2 separate regions of the Homo sapiens genome follow, and region 2 is linked to region 1. Evidence: chromatin loops called from intact Hi-C (ENCODE). Cell type or tissue: Caco-2. All regions are shown on one strand. Links, peaks and the distances in the headings refer to the core of each region. The heading gives the core; the rest is flanking DNA.

Region 1 (15,949 bases), core at 5,118-13,117:
AGCCTCCAGAGTAGCTGGAATTACAGGAGCCTGCTACCACACCCGGCTAATTTTTGTAGTTTAGTATGGACAGTATTTCACCATGTTGATCAGGCTGGTCTCGAACCCCTGACCTCAAAGGATCCACCCACCTTGGCCTCCCAAAGTGCTGGGATTACAGGTGTGAGCCACTATGCCAGGCCCAAATATGAGTTCTTTTAATTTGAATGTGTTTTTCTGATACACATGCCCCATCCCAAACTGAAGATTTTCATCTCTCTCTCTCTCTTCTCCCACACACATACACACACACGCACACACCCACTCACTCCCTTTAAGAATAGCCCTGGAAGGCCTGTCCTTCTCAGGGACATCCTGGGACAGTCCCATTCATTTCAGGAGCTACACATGCTCAGAGCCTCGTACCTGTGAGCTGCTCCCCAAGAATGGGAGCAGAACTGCCCTTTACAAACACCCGCTTCCAATTCTCCATTTTCAGCATTTTTCCCTTCCTTTTAGTCCCAGCCCCAGAAATGCTTAGGATTTAATGCCGTCTGGGAATATTTGCTTTCCAAAAGGAGAAATGGGGAACAATGCAATGCTCTACCTGAGAGATGACTCATCCGTGGTTCATGCTCAGGCATCAGAGAGCAAGGGAAGCTGCACCGGGGCGAAGCTGCCTTCCTCAGGGCTCCTCCTGCCTCCCCCCAGGGGACACTTCCTTCCCCAACTGCACCACCTGAGACGCCCCAGTGCTCGCCTGGATGTCCAGGCAGGTTAAATAGCTAATTACAAGAAGAATAGTCAACAGCAGCATTTTGGAGCTGTGCACCAGGAAGTCTATTCTATGCTATTACATGGACTAGGCACTAACTTATTCTTTCTTCATAGAGTAAGAAGCTGAGACACAGAGAGGTTAAGTAAGTTGTGCAAGATGCACAGTTGGTAAGGGGCAGGGCCGAGCTGCAAATGCAGGCATCTGGCCCCAGAGCCCTCACCCTAACACTCCACGTTGCCTCCTCTTGGGCTTTTCATGGAAAAAAGGAAATGATGACTCTCCACTTCCTCCTGCCCCCATCTCTGTCCATCCTGGGGACAGGGAGAGCCTGGGACAGAACAGCCCTGGAGCAGACTCACCCACCATGCCCAGGTCTGAGGTGGATCCAGGGTAAGGAGGAGACCCTGGACAGAGAGGGAGCATCACATTGACCGGGAGAAGGGATACAAGTTGCCCACACCCACTGCTGGGTCCAGGGGGCCTAAAGCAAATGGAGGCCAGGTTCTCACCTTTACAGAGGCCGCTGCTGAAATTCTTGGTCTTTGGGCTCACATGTTTATAGACTGCAACACTGCAGTCCCGCATTAGGCTCTGGAGATACACAAATAAATAAGATGTCTCCCTGCTCTCCAGAGTTCCCTGTCACCTGGGAACCATGTGATGAAACCACTGCAGCACCTCTGGGTCTTCTTCCCAAATAATCTAACCCCAATCTGATCAAAACCCCAGATCTATCAGCTTTCAGGAAATACAGGGGGCAGGGAAAGAACGCGTCAAGCTACTCCATGGGGATACAATCAGCAAAATCTGGGTGGCACAACAAACAATCCAGTTTTGTCGAAATAAAATACATGCTACGGGGAAGTAAAGAGAGGAGAGCCTCTGAGAGACAAATCAACACAGCACAGTGCATGGACCCTGGGGGATCCAGACTAGAACAAAGTAACTTTTTTTTTTTTAAGACAGAATCTCACTCTGTCACCCAGGCTGGAGTGCAGTGGCGCGATCTCAGCTCACTGCAACCTCCGCCTTCTGGGTTCAAGCGATTCTCCTGCCTCAGACTCCCGAGTAGCTGGGACTACAGGCATGTGCCACCATGCCCGGCTACTTTTTGTATTTTTAGTAAAGACGAGTCTCGAACTCCTGACCTCAAATGATCTGCCCACCTCAGCCTCCCAAAGTGTTGGGATTACAACCAGTTCTGCAGCAGATGCCAGCTGTGTGTCCTATAACTTAACTCAATTCTGGTACTGTCTACCTGGAAGCAGCATGAGGTGAGGACCTAGCCCCACGAGACTGTCCCTGCTTCAGATGCCAATCACAAGCACAGGTGATGTCTTGTGTTTCTTACCGATGGGCTGCTCTCAGGGTTCCCATGACTACCTCCTCGGAGTCAATTACTTTGCTGCAGTGGCTCACAGAACTCACAGAAACACATGTTTACCAGTTTATTATAAAGGATATTACAATGAGGAAAGAAAATAGCTCTTTTTTTTTTTTTTTTTTTTGGAGACAAAGTTTCACTCTTGTTGCCCAGGCTGGAGTGCAATGGCGCGGTCTTGGCTCATGGCAACCTCCACCTCCCGGGTTCAGGTGATTCTCCTGCCTCAGCCTCCCAAGTAGCTGGGATTACAGGCACCCGCCACCATGCCCAGCTAATTTTTTGTATTTTTAGTAGAGATGGAGTTTCACCATGTTGGCCAGGCTGGTTTCAAACTCCTGACCTCAAAGGATCCACCTGCCTCAGCCTCCCAAAGTGCTGGGAGTAGGGGCGTGAGCCACCACGCCCACCCCAGAATATAACTCTTATCTGAGGAATGGGAGCCCTTTCAAATTATTAGGCCCAGAGAGGAGGCATTGAAATGAGACTGCTGCGATCACATCCTCTTGCCTGCTTTGAGCTATGTTGCATCTCTTGAAACTGCTTGCTATTGCCACGAGTAGCTGTGGATTAACCTAATTATGCCTCACCCAGCATATAACCCACATCCTATAGCGTAACAGTGTATAGCCAATTGCTAATCGATGTCATTCCTGAAAAACAGAATTTCCGACAGAACTTTATATCAGCCATTCCCTGTTTCACTTTTGTTTCCTTTAAAAACCTGCCTGCAAAAAAGGCCACGTGAAGCTCATATCCAGGATTACTTGGGTCTGAGTTTTTTGGGCAGCTGTCCTTATTTTTGCTCAAGTAAACTATTTTCTTATTTTTATTTTTTATTTTTTATTTTTGAGACAGGGTCTCGCTCTGTCACCCATGTTGGAGTACAGTGGCACAATCACAACTCACTGCAGCTTCAACCTCCTAGGCTCAAGTGAACGTCCCATTTCAGCCTCCCAAGTAGCTGGGGCTACAGGTGTGTACCACCAAGCCTGGCTAATTTTGTGTTTTTTGATGAGATCGGATCTCACTATGTTGCCCAGGCTGGTCTCAAACTCCTAGGCTCAAGTGATCCTCCCGCCTTGGCCTCCCAAAGTGCTGGGATTCCAGGCATAAACCACCACACCCAGCTCAAGTAAACTCTTTAAATCACATTTTGCACTTCAGCCTCTTCCTTTTAGGTTGACACAGAGGACGCAGATGAACATGTTATGGAAGAACATGTTATGGGAGAGGCATGGGAGAAGAGTCTCAGAGTTTCCATGCTCTCTCTGGACACGCCACCCCCTAGGAACTTCCATGTGTTCCACTGTCCAGAAACAACCGAACCCAGTCCTTCTCGGTTTTTATGGAGGATTCATTACATATGCATAATTGATGAAATCATTGGCCATTGGTGACCAACTTAACCTTTAGCCCCTCTGCCCTCTCTGAAGGCTAGGAGTGGGAGTGAAAGTCCCAATCTTCTTGGCCAGCCAACAGTTAATTCATCAGCATACAACAAGACACATTGCTTTAGAGATTCCAAGGGTTTTAGGAGTTGCGTGCCAGGAAACAGGGATGAAAGCCAAACATATGTATTATATCTTGGCCAGGTGTGGTGGCTCACACTTATAATCCCAACACTTTGGGAGGCCAAGGTGGAAAAATCATTTGAGTTCAGGAGTTTGAGACCAGCCTGGGCAACATATCCAGACCTCATCTCTACTAAAAATAAAAATTTTAAAATAGTAGCTGGCCCATGTCTGTAGTTCCAGCTACTCGGGAGGCTGAGGCGGGAGGATTACTTGAGCCCAAAATATCAAGGCTGCAGTGAATCACAATCACACCACTGCACTCCAGCCTAGGCAACAGAGCAAGACTTTGTCTCAAAACAAAACAAAAACATATATCTTATCATGAGTCACAATACTGTATCACAAGCACTTACTATATGCCAGAGACTGTGGCATATGCTTAACACATATTATTGCATCTAATTCTTGCAATGACTCTGAGTTAGGGATTGTTATTATCATCATTTCAGAGATGAGAAAACAGCAAAAAGAGGATAGGTGGGTTACCCAAGTCACCGGGACTTTACAGCGGAGCGCCTGTCTCCATGTTCTTGGTGCGATGATCTATACCAGTGGTTCTCAAAGTGTGGTCCCTGGACCAGTAGCCTCAGCATCACCTGAGAACTTAATGGAAGAAAAATTCTTGAGCCCCACCCCTGACCTGCAGCATCAGAGGCTCTGGGGGTAGGGCCCAGCCATCTGGGTTTCAGCAGCCCTCCTGGTAATTGATTCACATTGAAGTTTGAGAGCCACTCTTCTATACTCTACTGCCTGCTTTTGGCCCCATCCTGCAGCAACCACCCAGTGGAAAGAAGCCATGTGAGCTTGGAACCGAAACAACCCAGTTGCAAGGGCAAAGAGGGCAAGAGTGATAAGGTGGTGCTTTTCTAAGCACCAGAGGCTGTTGCAACATCCCGGAAGTTCAGAAAGCACCCAGGGTGCAGGGCCAAAGATTTCTGGTTTATGATCCTTCAGCTACACTGCACTCTTTACACAGGTCTCAAGGAAATTTCTGCTCAGCATTTAAAAATCAGACCCTAAAAGAAACAGAGCCTGAAGGTGTTACCCGAAAACACCGGGGTTCATTTGCCTGGCAAGTAACAAATGACTCCCCACAAGAACACAGGTTTTGATCAATAGGAGTTTTATTCTCCAAAGCAGTGTCTCCCTGACGGAAGTGACAGAAGGGTTTTATGGCGGTGATGCAGACAGCAGAGGGTGCATTGCTGCATGGAGAGGGGGGTCCTAGCGGCGCAGGCACAGCAAGTCATCACGCCAGCATGTGGGTTGCATGTTACGGTTATAAAGCTACAGCTCCACCCAGGGTGGATACTTTAGCATGGTCATCAGGAAAGTTCACTGAGCCTCATCTATAAGTTGCTGGGGTCTGTCAGGAGTCAGTTCCAGACAACTAGGTGACCACATGCCACAAAGGGTTTGGGAAAACCAGGCTGCAGGGCAGGAGGCTGTAAAATACCCTGATTGCTTGAGTGGATTACATTCCTGTAGTCCCTGGAGACCCTCCCTGTCTGCTTACATTTTTGGTAAGTTCTCTCTCCTTCCAGGCATTGTTCCTATTCTGGTTTATTTTTTTCTTTTTTTGAGATAGATGAGACAGAGTCTCGCTCTGTCACCCAGGCTGGACTGCAGCAGCACAATCTCAGCTCCGTCCCAGGTTCAAGTGATTCTCCTGCCTCAGCCTCCTAAATAGCTGGAATTACAGGCACGTGCCACCACGCCTGGCTACTTTTTGTATTTTTAGTAGAGACAGGGTTTTGCCACGTTGGCCAGGCTGGTTTTGAACTCCTAACGTCAGGCGTTCCATCTGCCTCGGCCTCCCAAAGTGCTGAGATTGCAGATATGAGCCACTGTACCTGGCGTTTCCATTCTTCTTTCATTCATTCACTGACTCATCAAACATTTGCTGAGCACTGCCATGTGCCACTCACTGCGTCCAGTGCTGAGAATGCAGATGAGCCATGGAATGGGACGTGGCAGTAAGTGGAAGCTTCCCCTGTTCCTCCATGGCACCGCTCCTCCAACCCCGTTCCTGAGAAGTCCCCAACCTCCAGCCACGAAGGGGTAAGGCCACTTCAGATAGGAGCCTCCAGGGCTCTGCAACTGTTGTGCCAATCGTTGGATGTGAGGTGGGGAGCATGCACAGGCAAGTGGACTTCGCAGCACAGGGACAGGCGAGCCCATGGAGGGAGCCCCCACCCAGACAGAGAGCCCAAAAGTCCCCCCAGTGCTCTGGGTCCAGCGGCCCTAGCTGTGGATGCCGTGACTTGTCCCCAGGGGCAGGGACCAAGCAAGGGGGACTAACACTTATTAAACACTTACTTACAGGGCACAGCTGGTTCTTTCCACCCCAGGGAGTCCTCACAACGGCCATGAGTGTTATCCCTGGTTTCCCAGTGAGGACACAGGAAGGCTGAGGGTCTTGTCCAAGGTCCCACAGCTGGGAATCAGGTTCCTGTCCATCTGATGACACCCCCCATAGCTCTGTGCTGCCTCTGCAGAGGGTGGCCACTGGACCTATCATGCCTCCATGGTATTCCTAGGAGCTGCTTTAGCTCAAGGAGTTTGGTGTAGAAACACAGAGCCTTGGTCTCACCTCTAACCAGCTATGTGGACCCCTTAGGTCTCTTCTCCCCGGAGACCTCCTTTTCCTCATCTGTAGACTAACAGGGTAAGAAGGCCCAGGACTCTGTCCTCTCTGGATCCACACACCTGGCCTCTGGTCCCATCTGCTCTTGAACCTGTATCTCCTATGCTCCCAGGCAGGACCTGCAATGAAAATGCAGGGCCCCTGGCCCCAAAACTATTCAGAATGTCAAAATGCCCTTTCCTACATTATACATTATACATTTCTTCAGATCATAAGTTTTGTTGCCCACTCAACACCAGTGGCAGTTTGGAGAAGGGAGAGGCCATCCAGACCCACACATTGGGCCAAGCAGAAGGCACCACAGAGACCCAAATCAGTATAAAGAGGGGTTCTAAGGATCAGAAAAGGTGAAATCTCTCCCACAAACCCCAGCAGAAGGCATGGCCCGTCTCACTCAAGAAGAGTTGGGATGGGAGTGTCACTGTCACCGGGTGTGACAATGGTGACAGCAGAGCTTAAAGCAAGCACGGGTCCTTCTGAAACAGGGAACTGTGTGTGGGTCATGCACTCACGAAGCTGGCCCTGGTTGGACAGAATCTGGCAGAATTTGGTGGCCCTAAAGAAGAGCCAGGTGCCATCCATTGCATGTTCTCAGGGTAGGAGCTCCTGTACCTCATGTCCTAAGGAGTGCCTAGAAGACAGGAAGCCCTGCCAGTAGGGGCCTGTGGCTGACACCAAGAGCAGCCAAGCCAGGAGCCATTCTTCCCTCCACACCTGCTAGCAGGTGCCCAGGTCCAGACTCACACCTGGTGTATGCCAATCATAACACTCCCATCCCAACTCTCCTTGAGCGAGAGGGGCCATGCCTTCTGCTGGGGCTCGTGGGAGAGATTTCACTTTTTCTGATCCTTAGAACCCCACTTTATACTGATTTGGGTCTCTGTGGTGCCTTCTGCTTGGCCCCATGTGTGGGTCTGGGTGGTCTCTCTCTTCTCCAAACTGGCACTGGTGTTGAGTGGGCAACAAAACTTATGATCTGAAGAAATGTATAATGTAGGAAAGGGCAAGCTTAAAATGGATGTTAGAAAAACTATCATGCATTTCTGCATTGCTCGCTGGAATGCTCACTCTTGACACCTTCACCTCCCAGGGCTGACTTTGCAGAGGCTGCCATGCTGAGAGGAAGCCCAAGCTCCCCCCACATGGATAGACTCCATGGAGAAGACCAATCACCTGACTGCACCCACCTGAGCATCCCCCAGCTGGAAACACCAAAGAACAAAGCAAGACTGGATGTTAGACCTCACAGTTCCTTAAGTCAGGCTAGGCCCTTCCTAGGGCTCCTCTACTGGCCAGATGGATGAAAATTCTGTGGGCTTATACAATATGGTGGAGTCTCCTCAAAACAGAAGGTGTAAAATTATTTATCTCATATTAGGTTTGAAAGCTAATATTGATTTAGAAGAGACCCATTTAAGAAAGAAGTCTTGAAGCTTGAGCCATGCACCTCTCTGGCTCCAAGCCAGTCATTTTTGAACTGCAGTCTTCTGTCTTAGTCCAATTGTGCTTCTATAACAAAATGCCTGAGACCAGGTAATTTATAAAAAACAAATTTATTTTCTCATAGTTCTTGAGGCTGGGAAGTCCAAGATCAAGGCACCAGCAGGTTCGGTGTCCAGTGAGGGCCTATTCCTCATAGATGGCATCGTCCAGGTGTTCTCTTGTGGCAAAAGGAATGAAGGGGAGCAAAGTCTCTCCCTTTGGCCCTTTTTTAAGGACAATAATCTCACCCATGAGGACAGAGCCCAAGCGGCCTAATCACCTCCTAAAGGCCCATTTCTTAATATTGTTGCTCTGGGGATTAAGGCTCAACATGAATTTTGAAGTAGACATGAACATTCAAACCACAGCACTTCCAGTCCCTCAAAGTGCAGAATATGAGCTGGAAGTGGGAGGGGTCAACAAATGACCCTTGACTAAGGGAGCTGGATCACCACCACACAAGCAGCAGCAGGGATGGAGAGCTGAACCTTGGCCTGGGAAGGGGATCCAGGAACATGGCAGGCCCTGGATGCTGGACCTCCAGGGCAGAGCAGGACCAGACGCCAGGCTGACTACTATGGCGAGAGGAATTCCTCCTATTCCCTGTATGAGAAATGGGAATTTTACCATCATCCTTAGAATGCAGAAGCGACATTAGCATTAACATTTACACTTTTAATTGTTGTTGCTGCATTTGGGACTCCCAGCTCTAGGCAATATGATTGCCAAGCCATTGCCATTTGTTACTCCACTAAGGGACATTTGGGAACATCCTGCCTCCCTGGGTTCCAGTGTCACTGCAGCCAGAGGCTGTGTGGGAGATGGGGAGGGACCAGGTGTGCTCCTGCCATAGGGCTCCCCCATCACTGGGTAAACTGAGGCTTGGCCTGATGTCTTTCTAATTTAAAATCGCAGGACCAGGACCTGCACCACTGGACAAAATGAAAGCACCTGTCCCTGCTCAGGAGACAGTGAGAGAGCTTGGCAGTTGGGATGGGGGTTGGGGGTGGAAATAAACAAAAAGATGTACACAAGAAATGGCTGAAAAACAAATAAAATGAATGCTAATGAATACTGTGCAGACTGACTCAGTATATTCCCAGGTACAGTGACCAGTGTGCACAGCCAAGTCCACATGCTCAGTTGCAATGGTGGTCAAATCTCTAGGGAGCCCCCAGCTTCAACGTGTGTGGCTTTTTTTCTCCACTTCAGTTTCAAGTCCCACAGCAAACTGGTTGGCCCACTGGGCCTGGATCTAGGAATGTAGATCCAGGGTGTGGATCTGAGTGTGCCTCCAGCCTTCCCTCCCTAGGGTGTCTCTGTGCAGTGGCCTTGTTCTGTCCTGCTGGGGAGGGACTTTCTTAGGCAGAGAGGAGGGCAGTGGCTGCTGACTGCCCCACCGACGGAGACCCTAGAGGAAGAAGGGACTTCCAAGTGTATATATAATGCCCCAGAACTGTCCCATTTAGGTTGACTAGGCACTCACCCCTCAGACCCATCCATTACTGTCACCACCCCCAGGCCATGTGCCCCTTGCCACAGCCAGGAATGACAGGATTCTGAGACTGTGGCTCCATTGGGAACGGGTAACGTGGGCAAGGGGAGAGGGCCAGTCTCCCCCCAGAGAACAGGGCAGTGCTACCAAAAGAAGAGGGAAAGAGACACAGAGGCACTAAAATCTCTTATGTCTGCAAGATGTGTATATGTTTGTGGCAGTGGGGTGCCAGACTTGGGTGGGGAATAAATCAATTATTTGTCTGTAATGTCAGGCAGAGGCCAGCAGAGGGAGATGTTGGAATGTGTTGGGATTTGTGGGCCCTCTACCCACAGACAGGACTTGGGAAGCCAAGTTTATTCTCGGCTGAGACATTTGTGTTGGTGGTGACCCCAGTAGTTCAGTGTACACTAACTTTGTCTTATGTACAAAACCATTTAAAACAGTGTATAAAATTACCTTCAGACTACATGTAAAAGATGTATATGAAAAAAATGAATTTCATGTTTAGACTTGGGCCCCGTCTTCAAGAGATCTCATTCTGTATATACAGATATTCCGAAATCTGAAAAAAAAAAAAAAATCCAAAATCTGAAACACTTCTGGTCCCAAGCATTTTGGATAAAGGACACTCAATCTGCATTGAATTAACAGCACCGCCCAGCTCAGCGAGCCTGCCAGGGGCGTGAGAGCCCTGAATCCACACAGTCTGCTCCAGTCCCCACTTAGATTTTCCCCAGAGGGAGGCATTTCCTGGTGCTCTTCTCACCATCTAGGCAGCTGGGCATTCTGAAATGTCTCCAGGAAATGCCGTTGGGAGATTTCTGAGACTCTTCAATCAAACCCAGGCCTTCAGGGAGCACCCAGGTTGCAAGTGGTGAGTCCAGAGTGCAAGTGTTGTGCTGAGAGTGCTGATGGTGCAGAAAGCCCTGGATTTGAAACCCCAGATGCAAACGAGCTTGGGTCAGCTGCCTGACTTCCTTGTGCTTCTGTTGCCTCTCCCTAAAATGGAGATATAGTAGTTCCTGCCTAAAAAGTTTGATGCGGGCCGGGTGCGGTGGCTCACGCCTGTAATCCCAACACTTTGGGAGGCCAAGGCGGGCGGATCAGGAGGTCAAGAGATCGAGACCATCCTGGCCAACATGGTGAAACCCCGTCTCTACTAAAAATACAAAAATTAGCTGGGCGTGGTGGCGGGCGCCTGTAGTCCCAGCTACTCGGGAGGCTGAGGCAGGAGAATCGCTTGAACACGGGAGGCAGAGGTTGCAGTGAGCCGAGATCGCGCCACTGCACTCCAGCCTGGCGACAGCCTGGAGACTCCGTCTCAAAAAAAAAAAAAAAAAAAAGTTGATGTGAGGAATAAATGAAACAATACATTCTAGCGTGCCTAGCACAGTATCTAGTACACAAGTGCTCAACAAATATTATAATAATATTGTAATCCCTAACACAGACACACATTGGAATAACCTACGTAACTGGTTGCACATAAATCTGTCCCAAATATTTGCAGCTGACCCCTTCAGGCAGGAACAGCCCATCACAATGGATAGAAAGCATGTTAAATGCCTGTGGGCTCCCTGCCTTCTTAAGGACACATGACCCAACTTTTCCAATTAACTTGAGGTCACAGAACATCAATCAGTATATTATGTGTTTTTGTTTTATTTTAATTTTTGTGGGTACATAGTTGTTGTGTATATCTATGGGTTACATTGGATGTTTCGATACAGCATGCAAAGTGTAATAATCACATCAGGGTATATAGGGTATCCATCACCTCAAGCATTTATCTTTTGTGTTTCAAACAATCCAATTATACTCTTTTACTTATTTTTAAATGTACAATTAATTTTTTTTTACTGTCATCATCCTGTTGCACTAGCAAATACTAGGTCTTATTCATTCTTTCTAACTATTTTTTTGTACCCCTTAATCATCCCTCTTTCACCTCTATCCTCACCCTCCCCAGCTACCCTTCTCAGCCTCTGGTAACCACCTTCTACTCTTCATCTCCAAGAGTTCAATTGTTTTAATGTTTACCTCCCACAGATAAGTGAGAACATGTGATGTTTGTCTTTCTTTGCCCAGCTTATTTCACTTACCATAATGACCTCCAGCTCAATCCGTGTTGTTGCAAATGATAGGATTTCATTCTTTCTTTATAGCTGAATAGTACTCCTTTGTGTGTATGTACCACGTTTTTTTATTTCTTCATCTGTTAACGGACACTCGGGTTGCTTCCAAATCTTGACTATTGTGAACAGTGCTGCAATAAACATGACAGTGCAGATACTTCTTCAATATACCGATTTCCTTTCTTTTGGGTGTACACCTAGCGGTGGGATTGCTGGATCATAGGATAGCTCTATTTTTAGTTTTTTGAGAAACCTCCGAACTGTCCTCCATAGTGATCGTACTAATTTACATTCCCACCAGCAGTGAATGAGAGCTCCTTTTTCTCCACATCCTTGCCAGGATTTATTATTGCCTGTCTTTTGGATAAAAGCCATCTTAACTGGGGTGAGATGATATTTCACTGTAGTTTCGATTTGCATTTCTCTGATGATCATTGATGCAGAGCACCTTTGCATATACCTGTTTGCCATGTGTATGTCTTCTTTCGAGAAATGTCTATTCAGATCTTTTGCCCATTTTAAATCTATTATTAGATTTTTTTTCTATAGAGTTTTTGGAGCTCATTATATGTTCTGGTTATTAATCCCTTTTCAGATAGGTAGTTTGCAAATATTTTCTCCATTCCATGGGTTGTCTCTTCACTTTGTTGTTTCCTTTGCTGTACAGAAGCTTTTTAACTTGATGTGCTCCCATTTGTCCATTTTTGCTTTGGTTGCTATGCCTGAGGCAAAAAGAAAAGTCTTTTCCCACTCCAATGTCCTGGAGAGTTTCGCCAATGTTGTTTTTAGTAGTTTCATAGTTTGGGACCTTAGATTTAAGCCTTCGATCCATTTTGATTTGATTTTTATATATGGAGAGAGATAGGGGTCTAGTTTCATTCTTCTGCATATGGATATCCAGTTTTCCCCCAGCACCATTTGTTGAAGAAACAGTCTTTTCCCCAATGTATGTTCTTGGAAACTTTGTCAAAAATGAGTTTACTGTAGATGTATGAATTTATTTCTGGGCTCTCTATTCTGTTTCACTGGTCTGTGTGTCTGTTTTTAGGCCAGTACCATGCCATTTTGGTTACTATAGCTCTGTAGTATAATTAAAGTCAGGTAATGTGATTCCTCCAATTTTGCTCTTTTTGCTTAGGATAGCTTTGGCTATTCTTGGTCTCTTGTGGTTCCATATTAATTTTAGATTTTTTTCTATTTCTGTAAAGAATGTCATTGGTATTTTGATAGGGTTGCATTAAATCTGTAGATTGCTTTGGGTAGTATAGATATTTTAATGATATCAATTCTTCCAATCCATGAACATGGAATATCCATTTTTTGTGTCCTCCTCAATTTCTTGCGTCAGTGTTTTATAATTTTCATTGCAGAGATCTTTCACTTCTTGGTTAATTCCTAAGTATTTTATTTTATTTGTAGCTATCGTAAATGGGATTGCTTTGATTTCTTTTCAGATTGTTCGATGTTGACATTTACAAATTTTTTGATTTTGTATGTTGACTTTGTATCCTGCAACTTTGCTGAATTTGTTTATCAGTCCTAATAGTTTCTTGGTTGGGTCTTTAGGTTTTACCAAATATAAAATTATATCATCTGCAAACGAGGATAAATTTGACTTCTTCCTTTCCAATTTGGATGCCCTTCATGTCTCTTTCATCTGATTGGTCTAGCTAGAATTTCCAGTACTACATTGAATAACAGTGGTGACAGTGGACATCCTTGTTGTGTTCCAAATCATAGAGGAAAGGCTTTCAGTTTTTCCCCATTCAGTATAATACTAACTGTGGGTCTGTCATATATAGCTTTTATTGTGTTGAGGTATGCTCCTTCTCCACCCAGTTTGTTGAGGGTTTTTATCATGAAGAGATATTGAATTTTACCAAATGCTTCTTTAGCATTCATTAAAATTATCATTTTTTTTGTCCCTCACTCTGTAAATATGATGTATCGCATTGATTGATTTGTGTATGTTGAACCACCGTTGCATCCTTGGGATAAATCACACTTGGTCATGATAAATGATTTTTTTAACATATTGTTGAATTCACTTTGATAGTATTTTGTTGAAGATTTTGGCATCAATATTCATCAGAGATATTGGCCTGTAGTTTTCATTTTCTGATGTGTCTTTGTCTGGTTTTGGGATCAGGGTAATGCTGGCCTTGTAGAATGAGTCTGGAAGTATCATCTCCTCTTCTGTTTTTCAGAATAGTTTGAGTAGCATTGGCACTAGTGCTTAACTATTTGGTAGAATTCAGCAGCGAAGCCAAGTATGCTATGTTAATTTGGTGACGCCAAGTATGCTATGTTAATTCAATGCGGGTTGAGTATCCTTTTTTTTTTTTTTTTTTTTTTGAGACGGAGTCTCGCTCTGTCGCCCAGTGGCACGATCTTGGCTCACTGCAAGCTCCGCCTCCTGGGTTTACGCCATTCTCCTCAGCCTCCGGAGTAGCTGGGACTACAGGCGCCCGCCACCAAGCCCGGCTAGTTTTTTCTATTTTTTGGTAGAGACAGGGTTTCACCATGTTAGCCAGGATGATTGCGATCTCCTGACCTCATGATCCACTCGCCTCAGCCTCCCAGAGTGCTGGGATTACAGGCGTGAGCCACCACACCCGGCCAAGTATCCTTTATCTAAAATACTTGGGACAAGAAGTGTTTCAGATTTCAGATTTTTAAAAAGATTTTGGAATATTTGCTTATACATAATGAGATGTCTTGGATATGGGGCTCAAGTCTAAACATTAAACTGATGTGTTATATACATCTTATACACATATTCTAAAGGTAATTTTATACAATTTTTTAGTAATTTTGTGCATGGAACAAAGCGAACCTTCAGAAAGCAAAGGTGTCACAATCGCAGCCACCCATGTGGACAATCTGTGGTTGTTTGGCATCACCATCACTCCTGACTCTGAATTTATATGCTACCGATAGGCAATCATTTTCTTACCATTATTCACATGTAAATATTTAAGAGTAAAAAATCTTACATATCATTAATAGAGTGAAAAAATAATGTACTCATGGTAATTAAGCAGCATAGTAGCATCACCAGAACACCTGGATCAGCTGCAAAACAACAGCAACAAACAACGGCAGGCTTTTGTTGTCATTTTTAGTGGGGTTTGTTTTTTGTTTTTTGTGTTTTGTTTGTTTCTGAGACATGGTCTCACTCTGTCACTCAGGCTGGTGTGCAGTGGCACGATCATGGCTTACTGCAGCCTCAATCTCCCTAGGCTCAGGTGATCCTCCTGCCTCCTGCCTCCATGCCTCCTGCCTCTGCCTGGGACTACAGGCACATGCCACCATGCCCAACTAATTTTTTTTATTTTTTGTAGAGATGGTTTTCGCTATGTTGCCCAAGCTGGTCTCCAACTCCTGGGTTTGCCATTCTCCCACCTCAGCCTCCAAAACTCTGGGATTAAAGGCATGAGCCCCCAGGGTCCAGCTAATATGTTTTGAATAAAAAGTTACTGTGTGCTGTACTTTATTTCGTAGGTGAGAAGAAACATCAGAAGCAGTTGAGGGCCCAGGAAGTGGGTCTTGTAGAGATGAGGAGGTATTCTGCTGGATGGCTTTTAGAATGTTTCCTCCAGAGTCCTCTGCCTTATTCACAACTGTTTTTGTCTTAAAATCTCTCTTGGATTTTATAAACTGACATGATTTCTTGCTCTGTTAAACTGCTCCAGCCCTTCAATAAGCCCATCACACATTTTCACCACATGGTCTATAGGCACTTTTTCTGCAGTGTTACATTAACAATAACATCTTCATATCTCTATTATTATGATCAACTAGATTTAGAGCCATTTTGGCTTTTTCACCATCAGTAAATGAATGAACAACTAGAGTCTCCTTATTGATCTTGAAAACTTCTTCAATATCCACTTCTCCCAGCTTAGAGACAGATTCTGGAGGTTGTTTTTTTTGTTTGTTTGTTTGTTTGCATATGTAAGGGGGTCAGACATTGCTTTTTTCCCACTTGACATACGGAATCCTTCAAAATCACCACCTTGTTCATTGTCATCACTGAACATAGTTGCAGGCCAGACATTGTTCAAGGCCTACACAACTGTCTTCACTGTGTTCCAAGCATTTGCGACAGCATATATGGCATCCTTCTTGCTAAACTTCTTTTGAAAACCTTTCACACCCACACTTCTGTTCACTGCTGTTAGCATACTGTTCAAGAAAGAGTTTTTATATTTACTCTTTGTTGATTTAAGGATACCCTGGTCACATGGCTGAATTAATAGAGCCATGTTTGGGGAAAGTACATGGCATAAACATTATTTTTTATGAGAATTTCAGCCAGAGGATGAGCAGAACAGTTGTCAAGAAATAACAAAATCTTGCAGTCAACATCTAGTTCAGCTTCCCAGCAGTGAGAACAAGCCACTGGTACAAAATGTTTGTGAAGACAATCAGAAAAGATGTCCCTAGTGATTCATGCCTTTCTGTTAGCA
Region 2 (15,949 bases), core at 4,676-12,675, 85 kb after region 1:
CTGGCCTTGGTGGCAGCAGACCTGGCTGCTAGCCCCCCACAGTGTTGATCGTTTCCTGAACACGAGTGACACTGCCTTGTTCTCTCCCAGCCCTGGCTCCAGCGTCTGGGCACAGAAGGCACAGAACAGACCCAGGGTTTCCCAGCGTGCGATGAGCTCACCACTCACTGGTGGCCTGTGCTTTTGGCTGGTACATGGTTGAACATTTTTTCATAGTTGCACTTTTTTAAAGAAAATGTGTATTAGAAACATTATAAAACTAGCATATCACATCTGTGATTTTATAGCTACTATTGTTTAGGATGAGGCTAAGTTTTTTAAAAGTCCATTGATTGAAAGGAAAACATATGAAGGAAATCATAGCACAGGAGGTGCGTGGCTCTAGCCAGGCTGGAGGGAATGTGGCTTGGGGGAGCTGGACAGTCCCTGTGGCCTCCTCAGTGCTTGTGGAGGCTGCCTTGCACGGTCCCCAGGCTTTGAATGCAGCATCTCAGACTCCACTCCGGGACTCCCCAGTCCCCCAAGCCAAGCAGGAATGGGAGGCAGGGGAGAGCGCTCCCAGCTTAGCTTCGGATACCTGTCCTGGCTCTGGCCTTCCCAGGGAGCCCTGGCAGGGAAGGGACACAGCCCAGGACTAGGGTCATCCTGGGCAGTTTTAGTTCCAGAGCAGCACAGCTCACTGCCTGACTTGGGGGTAAGCGGCATTCATTGAGATAGGGGATGGGGGAGCTTTGTCAATAGGGCCACACTTACTGAGCCACGAGGGAGGGGTCACCGCCCCAGGAGAGCCAGGGCTAGAAGGAATATACATTAGCTGTGTGGGCAGGCAGATCCAAAGCATGTGAAGAGCAGGGCTTCCCACGCCTCTGTCGTCTCTGATGGCCACCTCCGCCACCAATTGTCTGGCTGGAGGGGATGGGATGGAAGGCTGGGAAGTTTAAGTGGGGAAACAAGAGAAGACAATGCCACCACCTGGGGAGGAGGGGTTGCCTGCCCCAGTGCCCGTGGCCCAGGAGGACAGCATGGGATACCAGGTTGAGGGAGGTGGTATGGTGGAGATAGAATGGGCTTTGGACCCAAGCCTACTTTGGGTATGACACTTAACCTCTGTGAGCCTCAGTTTCCTCATCTATAAAATGGGCACAGTAATATTTCCCAGGATTTTTGAGAGAATTAAATGATATGTGGGTGCGGTGGAATACTTTCTGATCCATCAATCTCTTCTTTTTTCTTCTCCTGTTTTTTTTGTTTGTTTGTTTGTTTTTTGCCTTTTCTCTCTCCTTCCTCCTCAGATTGAAGTCACAGAGAAAGGCAGGAAAACTTCCTGGCTTAGGTTTCCAAAGGCCTCTGGGGGATGAAGAGGTATGCTGGGATAATCAAAGCACTTGGGAGAAAACAGAAAAAGAGCAAGAATTCCCAGAGACTGGGGAGAGATGGAGGGGAAGTGATGAGCTGGGACATGGAGGGTTCCAGAAGAGGTGCAAATACCCTGCTGCCCAGCCAGCCCTGAGGAGGTGGGATGGCCCAGAGGAGAAACAGCTGTGGGGGCAGGTCTAGATGGGCAGACCACACACAGCCTTGCCGAGCCCATGCCTCCCGGCAAAGCACAGGAGGGGCCAGTGGCCCAGGATAGACAGGGCTCTGCCAGTCACCACCTGTGACTAACACCATCATCAGCTGCAGGCGAGATCCCCCTGAACGTGGTGGTGCTACGTGAATCTCTAGCCACCTGGGAAAATTGCAGGGGAAGATCCAGAAATGTCTGCCATCCCAGGAGAATGCAATCAGAATTAAAGTCAGAAAACGGAGAAAGTTCTATTTTTGCCCAAAGGGGTTTATAGATAAAGATTCCTGGTCTTTATATTTGTGGAGCCCCTGGCCCTGGGCCAGGTCTGAAGCAGACCCAGCAATGTCAGCTTCCTCTGTCCTGCCCACAGGGATAGAGAGGTGGCCCCAGAGGCAGGTCTGGGTGGGTTGGGGGAGGACTGAGAGAGGGGAAAGGGCCATCTCAGAGGGCAGGACAGTGCCTGGGAGTTTGCCCTGCATTCACCTGGCATGGAGCCTCTATCCTCCAGTCCTCTATTTATAAATAAGCTCAGATGGCCTGATAAAAACCTGGGACTATTTCTGGAGCAATGTGTCAGGCTGCAGTGGCAGGGGGCCAGGAACAGCCCGGCCCCCGGGGCCATGCTGAACTGGGCCACTCACACCCCTCCATGTCCCTGGTGCTCACTTCATCGGCTGATGGGGTCACCAGGGAAGCCACAGCTCCTCTTTGTCTTGGCCTTGTGTCTGTCCTCTCCTACCTTCTGCTTCTGCCGGTGTTTGCTCTTTCCTCTGCCCGCGGACCGCCACATCCATCTCTCAGGCACTTCCACTGCTCACCCCCACTCATCCCTTTCTCCTCCCCAGAACCCACAGTGGCTTAGGACGAGCTCCTGCACAGCGGCCTGTTTCCCAATTGCATCGTGTATCTCTTTGCCTCTCTTGGCTCAGCCATGGCCCCAGCCCCAGGCCATCCAAGGGGCAGCCTGGTGAGGTTTCTTCAACTTTGCTAATGACTTGACCTACAGTCTTAAGTCAAGAAGGTGTCGCTCTCCTTTGTGATGGCTGGACGCACAGGAGCTGTGGTCAGGATGGGGCTAGAGGAGCTGAAATCCCAGGGCAACAAGGGTATTTAAAAACACATCGCAGGAGAAACAGCTAAAGAGTCTTGGAACCAGGAATCATAAGCTGTTTGATGGGATGAACTATCTTGGGAGTGATGAGGTCCCCATCACTGAAAGTATTCAAGCAGAGAGAGTCATGGAATTAGGAGACGGAAGAGCATCAGACACTGAATGAAGTCTGCACTACATGAGATGAAGAACCCTTCCAGCCCTGAGGCCGAGCAGCCACTTCTCTGGAGCAGGCTGGCCCATCTATGTCCAGGAGGCCAGCCCCAGGCTAGCTTCTGAGCACGGGGAGCTAAGTCCTTCGCCTTCCAGAGACTGCACAAAGTGTGTGCCACCTCCACAGAACCCTCCTCATCCACCCGAGAACTCTTCCTCACCTGACCTAAAGCTCTTCATTTCATACCACCTTTCAAGCGAATTAAGGATTAATTGCCAGCAGCAATCTCTGTCTTTGTTTGTTTTCTCTAATGGAAAACCTTTCTCTCGGGAGGGTAAGGTTATCAGTCATTCACAGCTCAGTTGTGCTGTGTTTGATTAGACTGGACGGCAAAGCTGAGTCCTGTTTCGGCTCTGTGCGATCCTGGGCCCCTTGGAGCCTGTTTTCTCATCTATGAAATGGGAGTAATAATAGTGCTTATTGCACAGTTGTTTTAAGAACTAAAAATTTAAATTGCCTAGAATGTTATACAAACATAAGCTGCCATATTTTGGAAAAATGAGCCAAGATCAGTGGTGCCAAGGGAAGAATGGGCAGAGGTGAGCTGTGGGCAGCCGTGGAGGATGGTCCACGGTGTGGCTGCCAGAGGGCATCGGGGGCCAGGCAACTCCAGAAAGGAGCTAGGAATGTTAGAGAAAACTGCACTAACAGCCAGCATGCGTGAAGAACTGATTCATACTACACCGTGGATGAACCTCAAGAACATTATTCTCGGCAAAAGCAGACAGACACAAAAGGTCACATAGCAAATGCTTCCGTTGATATGAAATGTCCAGCACTGGCAAATCCACAGAGACAGAAAGTAGATTAGTAATAGCCAGCGGCTGCAGACAGGGAAGGAGGGGAGTGATGACTTAATGGGTACAGGGATTTTATTTTGGGGTAATGAAGATATTTTGGAATGAGACAGAGCTGGTGGCTGCATAGAGCACTATGAAAGTGCTAATTGCCATTGAATTATTCACTTCAAAACAGTTAATTTAACGCTATGTGAATTTCACCTCAATAAAAAAGGTACAAAATAAAAAGCCTGTTTTCCTGGACCCATGCTCTGTGGAGTGGGCAACCAGCAGGTAGAGACAAGAAGGAAAATGGGATGTCATGACCCCACTTGAAGGCAAGGTCACTAAGGCTCAGAGAGGACCAGTGTCTTGCTCAAGGTCACAGAGCACCTGTGTGACACAGCAGGACACATGCCCAGGTCTGTCTGACTGTCAAGCCCACACCTTTCCTGTCACCACACTGTCCTTCTGGAACATTCTTCCCCTGGGGAGAGCCATGGCCCTTCCACCTGCCAGCTCTGAGGGGGTATTGGCCTCTGTAAACAAAGTAATAAATAGCCCTGTGGGGCAGGCCGTGCAGCTATTAGGGTGACCCTGAAACGTTCCCAGAAAATGCCAGTAAGACCTTGGCCACCTAACCCGGAATGGCTGAAGAGTTAATTTTTTATTTGTGATAAGTGTGGCGGGCTCGGTGACAGCTCCTTGAGTGGTGTTTCCTGTGACTGGTCTGGCGTTCAAACATTAACCTCTACCCCAGGGAGCTTAACCATTAACCCTGCACCCTCAACGGAGAGCCCCAGCAGCCCCTCCCCCCACACAGGTGTCAGGATAGAGTCTCGGTGCTGGGAGAGGCCCCCTGGACACCAGATCTAGGCCTTGGCCATTTCTCCTCTTAGTCTTTTAGGGGATTTTTCCTCAGACATCACACCCGCTCCACACTCCCAGATGGAGCCCTTGGCCCTGGCTTCTGACCCCCTCAGTGGGGCAGATCTGAAGACTTTTCCAGCAGGCAGAGTCCTTGGGCCTCTTTGGAGCTTTAAAACCATGTTTTCAAAGTAACAGATCCCCTTTCCTAAATGCACACTGCAGAAGGTCACTATGCAAAACAGATCCCAGTGACAGCTGTTTGTGATGGGTGGGGGGCCAGCTGAGCCACCCTTTCACCCACCTGCACGCTGGCCCTCCTTGGTTCAGCCGCCAGGGCCTGGCCAGACACCACAGCTCTTGCAAAGCCAGGGGAGCCCTTTTCTTAAGCAGAGTAAGGTCCGGAAGAGAGGGGTATGGTCAGGGCTTGCCCAGGTCCCCCCAGTGAGTGTGAGGCAGAAGTCAGGCAGGAATCCCCAGTGAGCTTTCTCAGCCCTGGATGCACGGTCAGGACCTGGCGGAAAGCGCTGGTTCACTGCATGGGGAGCCTTAGGGAAGAAAGATGACCGATTCTGCTCAGATCGGTCAACCTGGAATTGAGACATGGACGTGGGTGCAACTTCCCGGAGTAATGTGAATGTGCACTTGGCATTGGTAAGGTGACTGGGCAACAGGTTCGCAGAAGAGGCGCCACCCACAGGCAGGGCTGAGGGCCTAAGTGAACACCAGCCATTCATGGCAGAGGTCAGCTTGGCTGCACCGAAGGGCTGGGACAGAGAGGCCATGAGAGGAGCTTCTGCCTTCTTCAGGTAGTCATTCACTTATTCTCCACAACAGCGTCATGAAGTTGATCAGATTATTTTCCCCACTTTAAAATGGGCACATTGAGGAGTGGGGAGAATCCTCTAGCCCAAGAGCCCCATAAAGGAAGAGTGGCACCGACTCCGGCTGACTCTATTTGCTTTCTGCCTGGCATTCAGCCCTGCTCATTTCGTCAGATCCAGCAGTGAGTGGCCTCACAGCAGACCCTCTGCCGCCACGGGGAGAGTCTTTTCCTCGAACCGTGAGAGCCCAACAGGAATGCTGGGTGCCCAGAGGGGAGCAGGAACCCCATCTGGCGTGGTCACTAGTCAGAGCCTGAGTGGGGCAGGCAGAGCCGGCTCACCACTCCATAGGGGAAGGCCAGGGAAGACAGGGACTCACCTCTCTCCCCCAAGGTTAGACCCTGGAAAGCATCCCTCCACCGGTGACCAGGACCACGTTGCTCGCCTCAGCTAATTTGTGACAAGTTGGGCAGCTGGTGGCATTTGTGTCCTCTGCGGGGGCCTCACCTGCCTCCAAGGCTCCACCTCATCTCCCACTCTCTCCTTGGGGCCAGCTGTCTTTTGTTTTATCCTTTCTCCCTGCTCTCAGTCATGTATCTGCCCTCATTCACTCAGTAAGTCAGTCAACAAACACACACTGAATACTCGGTCTGGCAAGCCCTGTGTCAAGCACTGAGGAAGAAAGAAGGCGACACTGTAGCTGCCTCAGGCTGGGGCAGGGACAGTCCAGGAAACACACCTTTACAGTGCAGTGCAGAGGTGCGAGACGAGAGAGAAACAGTATCCTGCAGGAGTCGGGGTAACTCGCTTGACCAGGGGAGCTATGGGCATTCAGACATCATTCCTAGAGGAGTCTGAAAAGGTGGGTAGCTTCAGAGGGAAGAAGATGGAGAATGGTGTTGTAGCAGAGCAGTCTGCATGTGCAAAGGTTGGAGGCAGGAAAGAAATGGACAGGCAGGAAATTGCAAGCAATTTGGTTGACAGTTGAGCTGATTGGCAGTGTTTGGGGTGGAGATGTGGACAGGGGCCAAGTCAGGAGCTGGGCCTCATCCTGGAACCACTGGAGAACAGTGGGACATTTTAAACACATGTTATGTTAAAATAATCATCCCTTACTTCTCCGTGTAAACGAAAGTTCACCATCAGCCCCACCAGAGACTCCGCATTCTAGGCCCTATCTCACAGGGCTGCTGTCATTGGAATTTCAGGCATTGTCCTTGGGGACAGGAGGTGGGGGACACCCACAATTTGGCTGCACCTCTGGCTGGCCTTGTTGGTGCCTTGCTTCCTGCTGTCCCAGACGCAGTTTCCGGGGGTAGCAGGAAATCAGAAGGCTCTCTTTGGTGCCCCCATGAATGCCATAAGACCATGGTCTAGCTCCCCAAGTGCAGTCGGAGCCAGAGGGAAAGTGCAGTCAGGTAGAGGGAAAGCAAAGGCTCAAACTGTGGGAGAGATGTCTGTTCTGTCCCTGTCCCTTGCGCAGTGGCCGAGTGCATGGGCTAAAGCACATTTGCAGCATCCATGCTGCTGCCTCCGCTGCTCACAAACCCTCATGTTCCTCTGCTTCCAGCTGCTCCTGACAAATGAGGGCCGGGAGTGCTCCAGGCTGGCTCCTGGGTTCTCTTCCCTTCCCGCTCCTGCACTCTCCTGGTGCAACCTCAGCCTCACCTGCCGCCTATGCGGAGGTTTATCCCCAGCCTTCATCCCCACTCTGAAGTCTCACCTCTACACGTCTAAAACTACATGTGTGATTTTTTATCTCCTCTCCTCCAAAATGCTGATCTTCCTTTATTCCTTCCTCCAATTGCTCAAGTCAAACACCTGGGGGCCATCCTGGATTCTCCATCTCTCACCTCATTCCCAGTCCAGCTCATCACCATGTGTGGTCAGTGTCCCCACCCACACAGCTCTGCCACGGGGGTGTACCTCTCCAGCCCTTGCAGTGGAACCTGCTTGTAACTCCTTAGCCTTAACCTTTTCTGGGCACACCAATCTCACTTTCACCCACTGGCCCAGTATCCCTTTGTCTGGGGGCTTTCTCTAGCTACTGATTGTCCCTAAGCACAGCAGGCTGGAAGTGCAAGGGAATGAAAACTGCTCGCTCTGAAGCAGCCCCATCTCTGACTGACAGGGCACTGGTGGATGCATCCTCCAGCTCCTGTGCGACTTGGAGGCGTGTGTTCCACAAGTGCCCACAGTGATGATGCAACATTTGCCAGCTTTCTTCTCTTCCCTGTCTCGGTTCCCAGTCCTACAGATCTGGCCTGGAATCACCTGCTTCTGGGGAATCCAAACAATGACATCGTATCCAGTCCCAATGATCATATCTCTTGCCTAGACCACCAGGCTCACAGCGAGTCTCTCTGAACTACTCATGTCCTTTTCCAGTTCACCTCCCACACTGTGGCAGAGGTGATCTTTTCATAATGCAGACGGTAACACTCCTGGCCTCCTAAGACTCTCCAAGGCTTTTGCTTCTCTTAGGATAGGATGAAAATCCCCCAAGGGATGATGAGCCCCTGTGGTCTCATCCTGCAGCAGGATCCCTCATGTCTGTGCCCAGCAACCACCAGTCAGGCTCCGGCCTTGGCTCAAACGTCATTTCCTCAAGAAAGCCCTCGTGGAGGCCCAGGCCAGGTGAAGCCTCCTGATTAGACACTCAGGCAGACCCACATACTGTTCTTATCTCATCATTTTACATGTTTCTTTCTTTCTTTCATTATTATTAATATTATTTTTTTTGACAGAGTTTCACTCTTGTTGCCCAGGCTGGAGTGCAATGGTGCGATCTTGGCTCACTGCAACCTCAGCCTCCTGGGTTCAAGCGATCCTCCTGCCTCAGCCTCCTGAGTAGCTGGGATTACAGGCGCCCACAACCACACCCGGCTAATTTTGTATTTTTAGTAGAGACAGGGTTTCACCTTGTTGGCCAGGCTGGTCTCAAACTCCTGACCTCAGGTGATCCACCTGCCTCGGCCCTCCAAAGTGCTGGGATTACAGGTGTAAGCCGCTGTGCCCGGCAATCAATTTCTAATCACTTGATCCATGTCTCCCTCACCAGGCTGAGTCATGGGGACAATGGCAAAGGCTGCCCACTGCCATCCTTCTCTTCTTTCTTACTAGGAGGACCTGGTTTTGCTCCAGGTGGCTACATGCACAGCTATAAACTCAACCTGCAACATCCATTGCAGCTGGGGTGGCCATGCAGTCCTATTCCAGCTGATGAAGTATACACAGAAGTCACTGGAGACACTGGAGAGTGTCAGGAAAGTCTGGCTTCCCAGTATATCTCATCCTTCCTTCTAGTGAGTTTCTTCTACTTCCTGCCAGAAATGCAGGTATTCTTCTCTCCTCCCTGAAGGTACAGCAGCCATTATATGACCATGAGGACAGAAGCCACACATTCAGGCAAAAGAGAGGAATCTGGAATATGGCAACATCTTGGAACTTTGCTCCAGCTCTTTTTGTAATATGCAACAAATAAATTCCTGTCTGGTGAAACCAGTGTATCAGGCTCCTGCCACACACTGCAAAACGCATTCCTAAGTGATGAGAGCACAGCCGACAACGCTTGTTTCTCACCACTCACCTGACACCACCAAGTGCTAAATAAGCATTCTTTGAATGAATGCTTTTCATTTCACACCAACTCCATAAAATAGATGTCAAAACTGAGGCCTTGTTCAAGATCAGTCTGTCTAATTTAAAAGCCTGGGTTCTGTTTATTTTTCTTTCCCGCTGTCTTTCTTTTCAAATGGAAGAAAAATCATATAACATAACACTAACCATTAACCATTTAAAGTGTACAATTTAGTGGTTTAGTACCTTCATAATAAAATATTGTGGAAACATCACCTCTATCTAGTTCTAACACATTTTTACCAATTCCAAAAGGAAACCTGTACCCCTCAAGCAATCACTTCCCATTGTTCCTTCCTTCAGCCTTGGCAAGCACTAATCTAATTTGTCTCTACAGGTTTGGCTCATCTGCACATTTTATATCAGTGAAATCATACAGTGTGTTCCTTTATTTTACTTTTTTAATATTTATTTATTTATTTATTTATTTATTTATTTATTTATTTATTTATTTTGAGACAGAGTCTCACTCTGTCACCCAGGCTGGAGTGCAATGACATGATCTCTGCAGCCTCTACCTCCCGTGCTCAAGCGATTCTCCTGCCTCAGCTTCCTGAGTAGCTGGAATTACAGGTGCCCACCACCATGCTGGCTAATTTTTGTATTTTTAATAGAGATGGGGTTTCACCATGTTGGCCAGGCTGGTCTTGAACTCCCGACCTCAAATAATCTGTGCACCTTGGCCTCCCAAAGTGCTGGGATTACAGGCGTGAGCCACTGCACCCAGCCACAATGTGTGTCCTTTTGTATCTGGCTTGTTTCACTTAGCATTATGTTTCAAGGTTTGTCCATGCTGTAGAACATATCATCACTTCTTTCTTTTAAAGGCTGAATAATATCCCATTGGATGGATAAACCACATTTTGTTTATCCATTCGTCAGTTGATGGGCATTAGGGGTGTTTCCACTTCTTCATCCTTGTGAAGGGGGCTGTTATGAACATCCATGTACAGATGTCCATTTGAACCCTGGCAGTGGGTTCTTAATGCTATACCCCTCCTTATCCTTAGATGACAGAGAGCAAAGATGAGACGTTTAGTAAGGGAATAAAAATAAAGTTAACATTTAAATATAAACTTAGTGCTTAAAGTGTTGATTAATAATAATAATTAACATTTAAATTAGCAATATTTACAAGGCAGCTGTATTTAACACACTTTATCTCATTTATCATTATAATCCTGAAGAAGACATTATCACCTCCATTCTTCTTCTTTTTTTTTTTTTTTTTGAGACAGAGTTTCACTCTTGTTGCCCAGGCTGGAGTGCAATGGTGCCATTTCAACTCACTGCAACCTCTGCATCCCGGGTTCAAGCGATTCTCCTGCCTCAGCCTCCCTAGTAGCTGGAATTACAGGCATGCGCCACCACGCCCGGCTAATTTTGCATTTTTAGTAGAGGTGGGGTTTCACCATATTGGTCAAGCTGGTCTCGAACTCCTGACCTCAGGTGATCCACTCACCTCAGCCTCCCAAAGTGCTGGGATTACAGGCATGAGCCACCACGCCTGGCCACCTCCATTCTATAAATCAGAAAATGGAGACTCAGAGGGCTAAATAATTTGCCTGTGTTCACACAGCCGGTGAGTGTCACCTAGCAGGCAGGCCACACTACTGTGGACCCAGGCTGCCTTTCCTACTACCTCACTCATGGAGCTGGCAGGGAGGTGGGAGGATGAATGAGAGGAGAACTGTCTTGCAGAGAAATTCCCACCAAGCTCTTACGTTGGCCAAGTCAGCATGCAGAAGCTGATGATAGGAAAACACCGGCTATGTTTACTTGCCCAGAGAAAGGAAGAGTGGTGAGGATCTGGCTTTGGGGTCCATGCGATCTGCTCACCAGAACCACTCCAGCCCTGCCCCACCAGCTGATTGTCTGAGTGAGAAAAGCTGGACCAGCCTCCCACATCCCATCCTGGCCCAGGATAAGCTCCCCCTGCCCAGCAGGACCGGACATGCTCCACCCCCAAGAGAGGACATGGGCTGTGGCAAGCCTCATACCTGGCACTGGCTGCTCCGTGCCCAGGTCTCCTGTCTGCTCTCTGGAGAGTTCCTGCAGGCACTGGTCTTGCTCTTCCCACAGCACTTGTAGCACGTCACATAGTCGGGGAAGGGCTCCAGTCTGCAAGTCCAAAACCAGGGATGCTCATCATTGCCACTAACTCAATTTTGCCACATGGGGGAGAATGGGGCAAGACAATGCAGATTCAATGGGGATTCAAGTAAAGCAAAGCCCTTGCCTGCAAGGATCTCCTGGTCTGCAGGAAAGGTGGAGGCAGCCACTCCTGGGAGAGAATTCAGAACACAGCTGGGAAAGCTGGGATGTGCAAATCATCTGTGGCTTGTCCACTGCAAATTTTGCTTTTAAGTTTATGAAGGCTCCTGAGCCCAACAAGCTGTTTGCTTTCTCAGCATCTTATTCTACATCTGTGGGACTTACTTTATGCTACTCCAACTGTGTGAGTGTTTTCTTTTTTGAAAGCTTAGTGTTTTTTGTTTTCTTTGGTCTTGTTTTCTATTTTTCTAGAGACAGGGTCGTTCTCTGTCACTCAGGCTGGAGTGCAGTGGTGTGATCATAGCTCACTGCAGCCTTGATCTCCTGGGCTCAAGCAATCCTCCCACCTCAGTGCTCCCAGCAGCTAGGACTACAGGCCAGGCATGTGCCACCATGCCTGGATATAGATTTACACACACACACACACAAATGCAAACACACACACACAGATATATATACACACACATAAAAGAGAGAAGGGGGTCTCTCTATGTTGCCCAGACTGGTATCAAACTCCTGGGATTATAGGCATGAGCCACTGTGTCCAGCCTGAAAACCTAGTTTTGATTCAGACAAGTTCTTTAAAATGTACACTTAACCATCTTCTTGTCCCACAGAAGAGCGCATAATCACACCTAGAACAGCGACTGCAGGGAGGAGTTGGACAGGAGAGTGGAGGAGGGACTGGCACTCAGCTGTGACTTCCTCACTCTTTCCAGTGGCACACAGCTCACGTACTACTGCTCTTGTCCTCTTCCTTGTGGGGTCTCACCTGGTTCTTGCTGAAGCCCATAGTCTCTGGAAATTCCAACATAATGGAGCAGGGAGAGAAGACCCTGGAGACAAAGCCACATTCCAAATTGGCCCAAGTAATCAAAAGTTCTGGGCCAGAGAAGGACAGCTAAGGTAGCACTATGGTCAAATGGCTCAGAGGCAAGTAGAAGTCATCTTCTGATTAGCTCCTATTCAGGATCTTCCACATGTTACCACCCTTCACTAGTGCTATCGGAAAGGATCTACCAGCTGCAGCAACTGCTCCTCTCCCCGACTCCATGACACCAACTGACCAAGGTTTATGTTCCCCATGAAAAACACATCACCTCCCCTGGCCCAGAGCTTGTGATCAGTCATGGCCGGCTGTTGCAGAAACACCTGGGCCCAGCCAGCTCTAGGATCATAGAATGCTCATTCTTTCCCCACCTCTCAGCCTTAAGTTTCCATTTACTCTCGACACCATACAGCAAATGTGTTAATCATGTTGTTTGTCATTTAGACTCTTGATTGGAACAGGCAGTTTCCCTAAGAATATAGCAGTTGTCAAGAGAGCTGGCATTGGCACACAGCTCACGCACTCCTGCTCTTGTCTTCTTCCTTGTGGGGTCTCACCTGGTTCTTGCCGAAGCCCATAGTCTCTGGCACCCTCTGGCTTCTCAGTGGAGGAAGTGGAAGAGCTTGAGTGGAAAAATCCACCTAGAGATTGGCAGGCACTGCCTGTTAGTTCACTGGTCAGCACACATGCTGTTCAGAGCTGCTTAGAAATTAACATGACTCTCAACAGGACAGAAAGTGCTGGAGGTAGTGAGACCAGGTATAACCTTTTAAGTAATTTAAGGAATTGTAGATGGTAAGTGTCACAGAAATGTTCATACCCTTTGGCCAACTAACTGTACTTCTGGGAATCCATCCCACATGTGGGGAAAGCTTTATATAGACAGATTCTGTCACAGCTTTATATATAATATAGAAAAAAAAGACAGACTTCTGCTTCCAGAAAAATGGGTTAGATGTACTTTTCCCTATTACGTCTACTAAGTGCAAATAAGATCCTGGACATTATATACAAAACAAACATAAGAAGACTCTGAAAAGTGGAAGAAGAAGACAGATGGACTAGGGGCCCTGGAGCCCAAGAATGACCCAGTGGTGAGTCCCACCTCATATATCACAGGACTGGAGCTGAAGATGTTGGCAATAAGGAAGCACTGCCAGATAGTGACAAAAACAACCCCAGCAAATGCCTGATCTTTAGCCAACGACCAGGAAAGGGGCATCTAGCGAAACAGAAAACTTTTAGCCAATAACCACCCTACTCCTGCCAACCACCACAGAAAACCTGTGGCCCCACTCCCACATCCCTGGAAAGGTGAAGTAGGGAGTCCGGACCCCCACCCTTGCCAAGCCATAACTGGTAACCAGCCTTGGTGATGTTAGGAGGTGATACGTGTGTTTCACAGAGACTGCAAACTCTGGCCAGGGCAGTGCCAGAGAGGCCAAATAGGAGCTGTAACTTTCATCCCTGCTGTGTGGTAATGAAGTCTCCCCCAACCCATGATATCAGTGGAAACTAGACTACTACCCTAGTTCAGAAGTAACAAGGTCCTCCTCTTCATGTCTTCACCAGAAGGTGTCAGAGAAGTCCTAATGGAGAGTTGGGGTTTCCACTACCACCGAGTGGCACTGTGGCCACCCCCACTGCTGTGTCAGTGGAGACTGTGTGTGGAGCTGATACTCCCACCCCACACTTATCATCAGTCACTAGGCTCCTCCCCCACTCTGCAGGTGTCAAATAAGGCAGAGTGGGAACGTTGGACTTCTATTTTCACCTGGTCATAAGAAGGGAGCACCCATTCCCCCCACTTCCCCTCTCAAAAAAAAAAAAGCTAACTAAAAGAGAAGGCTTGAATAAGATCCACAGTTCCATAACATAAAATGAAAATGTCTATCTTTCATCATATCAAGAACCAGGAAGATTTCAAACTGGATGAGAAAAACATAATTAACAGATGCCAACACTGAGATGATAGAGTTGTTAGAATGATCTGACAAAGATTTTAAAGCATTATGAACATGCTAGAAACAAATGTAGAAATACAAACATCAGCAAAAAGGAAAGGAAAGGAAGGAAGGAAGGAAGGCAGGAAGGCAGGCAGGCAGGCAGGCAGGCTAAGCAAAGAAATAAAAGATATAAAGAAGAATCAAATGGAAATTTTAGAAGTGAAAAAGATAATAAACAAAATAAGCTCCGTGGATGGGCTCAAAAGCAGAATGATGGTGATGGAAGGAAGGGTGGATAGAGAAAAGAAGCAGTGACCTAGAAGATAGAACACTAGAAATTACACAACCTGAACAACAGAGAGAAAATAAACTGAAAATAAAAATTAAGAAACCTTGAGGAACCTGATGGGGATTATAACAAAATACCTAGCATTCATTTCTTAGGAGTTTCAGAAGGAGAGGAGAAAGAGGGTGGAGTTGAAAAAAGTACTCCAAAAAATAATGGCTGAAAACTTCCCAAATTTGGCAAGAGACATACACTTGTAGACTGAAGAACACAAACCAGCCCTAAAGAAGATAAATCCTTAAAAGTCCACACCAAGGCACATTATTTTTGAAAACTAAAGACTAAGAAAAAACCTAGAAAGCAGCCAGAGAAAAACTACACTTTATCTAAAGGGGGAAAACAGTTAAGATGACAACTGGTTTTCCATCAGAAGTTACAGGAAGATGGCACAATATTTTTAAAGTGCTGAAAGAAAAGTATTGTCAACCATGAATCCTATACTCAGTAAAAATATCCTCCAGGAATGAAGGGGAAATCAAGACATTCTCAAATAAGAAAAAGTAAAAGAATTTGTTGCCAGTAGACTCACCCTAAAAGAATGGCTAAAAGAACTTCTCTAAATATAAAGAAAAAGTTAAAGAAGGAAAACTGTAACATTAGCAAGGAAGAAGAACACAGTAAGCAAAAATGTGGGTAAATGCGATAGGTTTTCCTTCTCTTCAGTTTTCTAAATTATGTTAATGATTGAAGCAAAAATTACAACACTGTCTGATTTTATTCTAAATGTATATCAACTACATATTTAAGACAAGTATATTACAAATGCGGGATGATAAAGGGACAAAAATAGAGATAAGATTCTATACTATCCTTGAACTGGGAGCATGAGAACACCAGTAGCCTATTATAAGTTATGTATGTATAATGGAATATCTAAGAGCAACTTAAAAAGCTGCTTAAAGAGATACACTCAAAAGCACTGTAGATAAATCAAAATAGAATTTTAAAAATTGTTCAACTAACCCACAAGAAGGCAGAGAAAAGTAAACTAAGAAATAAAAATCTTAGAGAACAAATATAAAACAAAAAATAAAAAGGCAGATTGAAGCCCTCACATATCAATAGTGACATTAAATGTAAATGGTCTAAACACACCAATTTTAAAAAGAGAGACTGGCATATTGGATTTTAAAACATGATTAAACTATACACTGTCTACAAGAAACTCACTGTAAATATAATCTAGGCAGGTTGAAAGGACAGAAAAATATATATTATGTAAACATTAATCAAAGAAATCAGGAGTGACTATATTAATGTAAGATAAAGTACAGTGTAGAGCAAAAACAATAACCAGAAACAGAAAGACACATTACATAATGATAAAAAAAGGCAAGCTATCAAAAAATACATAGCAATGGTAAATGTGTATGCACCAAACAATCATGCTGTAAAATATGTGAAACAAAAACTGATAGAACTGAAAGGAGAAATAGGCAAATCTACAATTTTAGTTGGAGACTACACACTCTTCTCTTAACAATGGATAGAATAACTAGACAGAAAATCAGCAAGGATCTAGGAAAACACCATTAACAAAGACAATCTAATTA

The links. Hi-C counts contacts between places; a loop is a spot of excess contacts. Peaks named below come from ENCODE experiments on the same cell type or tissue, not always from the same donor. Only the 100,000 strongest peaks of a DNase experiment are listed, where the experiment ranks them.
Region 2: a loop joins it to region 1, with 4 times the contacts of the local background. A loop is called at or near these places in 2 of 110 quality-filtered maps.

The regions. Positions count from the first base shown.
Region 1 is chr2:119,398,266-119,414,214 of GRCh38, forward strand. No RefSeq gene overlaps it. Among named protein-coding and RNA genes, the nearest start is that of TMEM37, 26 kb to the right of the region's middle. In Caco-2, for the core only: a CTCF peak has its summit at 9,619 (motif pointing right); a DNase peak (open chromatin) is centred at 9,646.
Region 2 is chr2:119,483,427-119,499,375 of GRCh38, forward strand. SCTR (secretin receptor) reads right to left here. Exons shown (of 13, transcript NM_002980.3): 2 at 11,002-11,122. SCTR-AS1 (SCTR antisense RNA 1) reads left to right here. Exons shown (of 2, transcript NR_147847.1): 2 at 2,413-3,920. Among named protein-coding and RNA genes, the nearest start is that of SCTR-AS1, 15 kb to the left of the region's middle. RefSeq lists enhancers at 3,631-8,038, 5,217-6,136. In Caco-2, for the core only: no CTCF peak of the experiment used is centred there; a DNase peak (open chromatin) is centred at 8,905.